Linked DNA regions of Homo sapiens: region 2 is linked to region 1. Evidence: chromatin contacts called from ENCODE Hi-C or POLR2A ChIA-PET data. All regions are on one chromosome and are shown on one strand. Each heading gives the region's core, a stretch centred on a gene start or an enhancer-like site at or near the end of the contact. The rest is flanking DNA. Distances are from core to core; before and after follow the strand shown.

What was found. Hi-C counts contacts between places; a loop is a spot of excess contacts on that map. ChIA-PET counts read pairs that join two places held with the same protein, here RNA polymerase II (POLR2A).
Region 2: a map of endothelial cell of umbilical vein shows a loop between it and region 1 (10-fold over the local background). The contact joins two enhancer-like sites. A Hi-C loop is called at or near these places in 2 of 168 maps with a recorded cell type or tissue (endothelial cell of umbilical vein and vagina). POLR2A ChIA-PET finds 5 or more read pairs at or near these places in 1 of 52 experiments (IMR-90).

The regions. Positions count from the first base shown.
Region 1 is chr7:92,808,094-92,811,626 of GRCh38, reverse strand. All of the region lies in intron 2 of CDK6 (cyclin dependent kinase 6), which reads left to right. Among named protein-coding and RNA genes, the nearest start is that of CDK6-AS1, 27 kb to the left of the region's middle. RefSeq lists enhancers at 1,448-1,557, 1,673-1,817, 2,008-2,057, 1,046-2,245 and a cis regulatory region at 1,740-1,750. Within about 2 kb of position 1,731, at least 28 of the 41 ENCODE cell types and tissues checked have a DNase peak (open chromatin) inside an H3K27ac peak, as active enhancers do; they include IMR-90 and endothelial cell of umbilical vein, where a contact is called at or near this core.
Region 2 is chr7:93,009,967-93,013,499 of GRCh38, reverse strand. No RefSeq gene overlaps it. Among named protein-coding and RNA genes, the nearest start is that of SAMD9, 110 kb to the left of the region's middle. Within about 2 kb of position 1,804, at least 4 of the 41 ENCODE cell types and tissues checked have a DNase peak (open chromatin) inside an H3K27ac peak, as active enhancers do; they include IMR-90 and endothelial cell of umbilical vein, where a contact is called at or near this core.

The sequences.
Region 1 (3,533 bases), core at 482-2,981:
GGGCAAGGCATAGGTACTACGGACATAGGAGCTGTTCAACAAATGGTTGCTATTAGATGGAGTTACACTGTCATCTTGAATGCCACCTTCTGCCATCTTCAAGTGCTATAATTATTTCCACATTTAATCTCAAGACTGTTCACTCGAAGCCACCCCAGTTTGTTCTTCCTTCTGAGAGTCAAAGGCCAAGAAAGAATCTTTTCATTTTGTTTTTACACACGGTAAGGAGGGCGTAAATATTTTCAGCCACGTGTCTCAGTGTACAAGGATGGTGAAGGGACTAAAACGATGTTTGCCTAAAGTACCCTGCTACATTGGGGTTTGAGCACTCAGGATTTCTAGTAGATACAACATTATAACTGTAGTTGAATCCCAGGCTCGTTCACAATGCTTATTTATATAGCTGAAGAATGTCCAATGAGTAAAATACTGCAGAAAGCAATGCTGGAGACCTGTGGAAATTCTATGAGAAAATGCTGGGTACTGATTATTTATGTTACTTCAAATTTTCTTTCTCTCAATAAAGTATTATTTTGATATTTCTCCTATATAATTGCCTTTTTTTTTCTTTGGCGCTGGGGGGGTTCTCATTCTGTCACCGGGCGCGATCTCGGCTCACTGCAACCTCCGCCTCCTGGGTTCAAGCAATTCTCCTGCCTCACCCTCCTGAGTAGCTGGGACTACAGGCACGCACCACCATGCCCAGCTAATTGTTGTATTTTTAGATGGGGTTTCGCCATGTTGGCTAGGATGGTCTCAATCTCTTGACCTCGTGATCCGCCCACCTCAGCCTCCCAAAGTGCTGGGATTACAGGCGTGAGCCACTGCACCCGGCCTATAATTGCTTTTTTTGAAGTATATTTATATAGCCCTTTACTATTGAATTCTGCCCATCTACTTACTATTACTGTTTATCTTCTTATGTCACTTCCAACCTGGGTGACAACTTAAACATTCAAATCCAGTAAAATTATTGTATGTTTCTAATAAAATGCATAGAAGCTAGCCTGAGACTGAAGTTTTGTTTTTTAAAAAATATGTAATGAATTCATCACTTCTTTTCGTCATGACAGTTGTCTACTTCTTAAGTGCTGTTAATATAATTACGTTCACAGCAGCAGTGAGGGAGACTGGGGGAGGATTGTTATTCCCGTCTTGCAGATAAAGAAACAGACAACGTAAATGACTTGCTCAAGGTCAACTGTCTGCTGGCAGAGTCAGGACTAGACCACAAGCCTTTTGACTCCAGGGTGTTATTTCCCCTATTATATAGTTTTTCTACCTAATACTACAAGTGTTTCAGTCATGCAAAGGTCATTTGGATTTGACTGTTTTAGTAAGACCTGCTTGGCAAATTAAATGCACATAAACTGCATGCTGACAAAGGCATGCTGTTTATTTGAAGAGGAAGCTATCTTGACTTACTGGAAACTAGAGGTATAATGGCTTAATTCTGACAGATAGTAAATGATATACATATACACACACATACACACGCATATATATTTTCAAACAATCTATTTTCATAGCCATATCTAGAGACCAGCATATAGAATTGACAGTGTTAAGTAGTGTTATTTGTTAGGGTTCATGCTGCTTCTCAACTTGGTGGCAGTTAGCTTTCCATGACCTACCCTGCGTTACTGAGAAAAGGATGGAAGAGTAGCAGGTCAAAGGAAGTACGCATACCTTTGAATCTGGCACCAGAAGTGCTGACGAGGATGTTGCATATGCTCACGATGACTCAGCACTTCCTGGTTTCTCTTTTCAGCCACACTCTGGCTAATGATATCGAATGACCTTGGTTCAAACTGAGAGTTTCAGGGAACCTTTGGTTTCTTCATCATCAAAAATTTGCAGTCTTTCCTTTCTGTTTTTAATTAGTTAATGGTACTAGGTATGAACCATTATATTTCACACTGGATTAGATACTTTTTGTTCTTAAGATGGTCACAATCTAAGGAAGTAGCTTTGACCCTGGACTATAAATAAATATACCCTTACCTCTCAAGTAAGAGCAGTCCTGCTATAACTCATTTGGTCTTTTATTGTTTCTGTGCAACCTAATAAGTAGGGCAGGAGTGGAAGGAAATGGAGTTCAAACTTCAGTTGCACTGTTTGCAGCTTTGGTTTTAGGAAAGGCTTAGTGACCAGTAAGGCCAAGTAAGGGAAGGTAATTGTGGATCTGCCCCTTGGGTCCCTCATCACTTTCTGAATGGTCCAGAATAGGTCTACCATGAGTGAAACCAGATTGTCGTTGTCAATTAGTTTTATATTTAGGATCAGCCACAATTTTTAGACTCTAAAATTATTAACATTGAGCACATTTGGAGATGAAAATTTTCAGAAAACATTGAAAGTTCCAGGAAACCTTGAAACTTTTTAAGCCTGAGTTTTCCTGGGCTATTGAGAGTTTCTCCATGTTGACAGCCAATTTGTTTTACAATTTATGAAACAATTTAAAAACCATTTTATAGATTATCTAGATATATTTCTTTAGAAATATATCTTCATTATTAAAGGAAATCTTAAACCAGTGGTTTGCAGTGAAGGAAATAGCTATAGTATAGCAAAAATATGCCTATATTTAAAATACAAATATTTATTGTTAAATGTGTTTATGTGTTTTCATCTTTACAGAGGCCTCTAAATAGCCAGGATTTCTGGCCCTTTAACTGCTTCCAAATAAGCAAAAGTAAAAATTCCTACAGAAAACATAGCCCTGACCTTTTTGCACATGTAATCCAAACAAAAAGTTAGCTTTGAAATGGAGTCTTGTTACATAATCATACTGAAAATATGCAGTAATATGTATTCCTTTGAATATCTTTCATTCAGAAACATATTTTTGTTTATTTGACTATCCTCCCAGCTGAAAATGGGTTATGTTCTGGTTGTTCATCTAACCACCCTACCTCAAAATACTTGAGAAATCACATGAAGAATTTCATTCCAAAGCATACAATTTTCAGAAGGGCTCAGGACATTGGAAAATTGCACATTGGATTTAACTCCATTGATGATTTAAATAAATAGCAAATAATGCAAGAAGATAGATAAACAGAATATACAAACACAGTTTTTACTAGGCAGAATACCTGTCCAATTAATAGTGAATTATTTAAGCAGCATTTACTTTATAGAAGGCACTTTAAGTGAATCATTTGTTTCAGATCTGTCTGTAACATTTCTACCAAACTATTTGGCCGACTATACCTTATGGTATCAAGCATTCTAAATGTGAGAATACTGGCCAATATAGGCAAAAGCAAAGAAACCTCCCTCTTTTCTTGTGTGTTCTCTCAGATGCTGCTATAGAAATCTGAGAATTGGGAGCATATGCTTCAGACTGCAGGCTTCTGATGCTGCCCCGCAGCAACACAGTAACTGGCATTTTGGTTCACTTTGCATTTTACTCATCTGCTGATTTAATGAGTGTTCTGTGTATTGAGCAATAGCAGGAGTTCTACTTAACTATCACTAAACATAAAGAAGAAAAATACCATATGAGGTGTCTAGTTTTTTTTATTTTC
Region 2 (3,533 bases), core at 555-3,054, 200 kb before region 1:
TAAGAAAACATTTTAAAAAATACAAATACAAAACTATGTGCCATATGCCTATAGTTCCAGCTACTCCAGGGGCTAAAGTAGGAAGACCACTTGAGCCTAGGACTCCAAGTTCAGCCTGGGTGACATAGATAGCAAGACCCTTATGTCTTAAAAAAACTTATGTATAGATGTGAAGATTTATTTAGAAGGGGCCTGTGCAAGTGAAGCACCCTGAGGTTTAAGCTTCATTAGTTTCCCAATACATTCACCACTGGTGATAATACTTTTTCCTATAAAATGAACGCTGCATGAATACAGTTTGGGTCAGTTGTGCAATGCTTAGAAAAGCTATAGCTCTACAGTGAGAAGGCTTGTTACAGTTTTACAAAGATTCATGTCACATTAGCATTTCCATATCATAAGGTTAACTCTTCATCGTGTCTTTCCAACCTGCAGGGTGGACACTTAATCTTGAGTTTGAGCCCCAACAGATGTCATAATCTCAGGATTATCTTGATTAGAAGGGCATGTAGATTTGTGCTATTGAGTGCCAGATCAGATCCTCTGAGCATACAAAGAGATAGTCAGAAGTTTTGCACAGAGGCTTTCACAAGATTCTGTTATTCTTCTGTGTTCTCCCTACCTCTAATCTTTATATTGGGATTTATAGTATGATCTAAGTATTCACGTGCTACTGGTACAACTTGCTGTCAATGAGTAACGTAAGTTGGTTCAAAATCAACTTCAAACAATTTGGAGAACTGGTCATTTTAAGCATTAAGGTATATTACAATTATTTTTAAAAGAATGTGAATGCAAAAACCAGTCTAATAATTATTAAAAATGATAAATTTACAGATACCATTAGAAGTAACTGATCCTTTATTGATGTAGACCTCCAACATGATTAAAGAGGATGAAAAAATTTTTGAAGCAAAGCTTTGTCAAAGCAAATATCTTACCTCATGGTAGATATAGTCCAGTGTTATTAGTCCTAATTTTTAAATTTATCTCAGATGAGATCTTCGGGATTTGGATCCAATATTCCTTTCTCTATTCTCAGATGTGCTGTGTTTTACTGATTGATTCCAGGAAGGAAATATAGTTAATTGCTCTTAAGCCATTAAATTCCCCTTTATCTTTGTGACTGTCAATAGCATTAGCAGCAAAAGAATGTACTCCCTCTTAATCCGATAGAAGTATGAAAATCTTGATATTGCAACTGCCTTTTGATATCAATATTCTACATGGCATTTTATTAAGTGGAAAGTGGCAAATATGCTCTTTTTTTTTTTTTTTTTGAGAAAATTAGACTAAAGGTGTTCCAGTCCCAGAGGGGCTTTGAGCTGAGTGGACACAGAAACAGTGAATCACCCTTCTGCATAAAGCTGGCTGCCTGGAAGTTTAACCCCCAAAACAAGTGTGGATGGTAGTCATAACAATGCTATCAGAATACCTTTCTCTTCCAAAAGGAATTGGGGCATTGTTCCAGGGTGGACATTACACATTTCCCACATGGCAGCAGGAATTCTAAAATTGTTGAAGTTGCTATGGTGGTCACCAATCAAGAAATACAAAATATATACAGTTTTTAATTAATTCAAACATTTATTGAAAGTTTATATAGATACAGGCATATAGAAATGCTCTTGTGGAACTTAAAATTTATATTATGTGTATATATTCATGTATTTACTTCTCACATACTTAGCACGTAGACACCACACCGGACACACACACATGCATACACGATTGGTCATTTCCAGCAACTTTGACAATCTACTACAAAGCCAAGAACTTCTGAGTCATGTAGAAGGCAAACCATGTCAGAATGTTTAATGAGAAAAAATCATGAGCTCATAGAAGAAGCCTTTGGGCCTCACACAAAACTCATGTGCTCTTACTTTTCTCACAATTCCAGCAAGCTTCGATTATCTCATATCTAACAGAGCTGTTGAATAATCTCATTAGCTCATCGCAAAATAAAAGGCGTACCAACAGCAGGGGAGGGGAGTTATTAAGTGAATACAGTAAGTAAAAAGCACAATAATTAGGGACTATTTAATGCAGGGGCAAACAACAGTATACCCTCAGTAGTCCCTGAGTTACTAGGTGAGATTAAATTATGTTCAGCATTATCCATCACCAAGACAAGGAAGTGTTAATTCGTTTTGTTAAAAAGGTTGAATTTTTAAGCTGATACTTTGTTCTATTCCTTCAATAATATTGATAACAAATGAGCTGTTATTATGCAAAGATACTTGTTACTCACCATTAAACTCATATTTATCACATTTTGCCCTTTTCTAGTTTGGGGAGAGAAAATGATAGATTGGACAATATAGACTGGTAAGTGTGATATAAGGCACACTTCTTCCAATTTGAAAATACCCTAGCAAATGAACTGTTTCTGTCCAAAATATTCCTTTGGTGATAGAAAGGAGGGTCCCTGCATCCAAAAAACAAGGATAAAGCTCTGTCTTCAGCAGAAATCTCCTTGATTTGTGACTTTATAGTTTGCATGACTAACGTTCTTGATTTCTCATTTTTATAGATTGAATTGGTGAAAGTGATTTTATGTTCCCTGGAATTCCCAACACTTAAAAAGTAAGCTTTTTGCATTTCAAATGCAACCTATACAAACTGTTTTGTTTACAAAGCCTCTGAGGTGAGAAGCCAGAGTTCCAAGCATCAGGAAACCATGGGTGAGCAAGATAATTTGACAGTCAGAAAAGTCGAGCTGTTCAATAATGCTACCACTTGCCTTCCATGGAGATCTGGGATTAGTGACTTCCATGACGAATTACACACATCATGGACGTGAAGTGATCTGTTTAAGGGGTTCATTTGCAAGAGCACATGAAAGCAAGAACTTATAATGAACTCTTGGAATACTTAAAGCTTAGTAGTAACAGATATAAATTACTGCAGGAAGCAAAGGATGCTTCCAGAATATGTACAAGTGTTCAGAGTCCTTTTCTGGGAAAAAGAAATATCCCCTCCTAGTATTTCCAAATTTGAACACTCTAGGAGAGTATACTAAACGTTAGAGGTTTTTCACCATTCGATTTTAAGATTTAGTAAAAAGCTACACTAATTAAGTCAATGTGGTGTTTGCATAAGGACAAACATAGAAGAGAATCAAAAATAGACCCACACAGCCGTTTGATTTTCAACAATGATGTCAAGGTTATTAAATGGGGAATAGAGTTGTTTCAATAAATGGTATTGGACAAATGGGTATACATATGAAAAAAATGTGAACCTTTGCCACCATATTTAAAAAATTAACTCCATATGGCTCACAGAATTAAGCATAAGTGCTAAAATGATAAAATATGTAGAAAAAAGGAAAAGGAGAAAATCTTGGTTACCTTGAGTTAGTCAAAGATTTCTTAGGACACTGAAATCATGAATCAAAAAGAAAAAAATGGTAAATTAGACTTCATTAAATTAAAAGCTTCTGCACTTTCAAAGATCTGAAAGACAATGTTAAGAAAATTAAAAAGCAAGACACAAGGTGGGAAAAATATTTACAAATCACATATCTGATG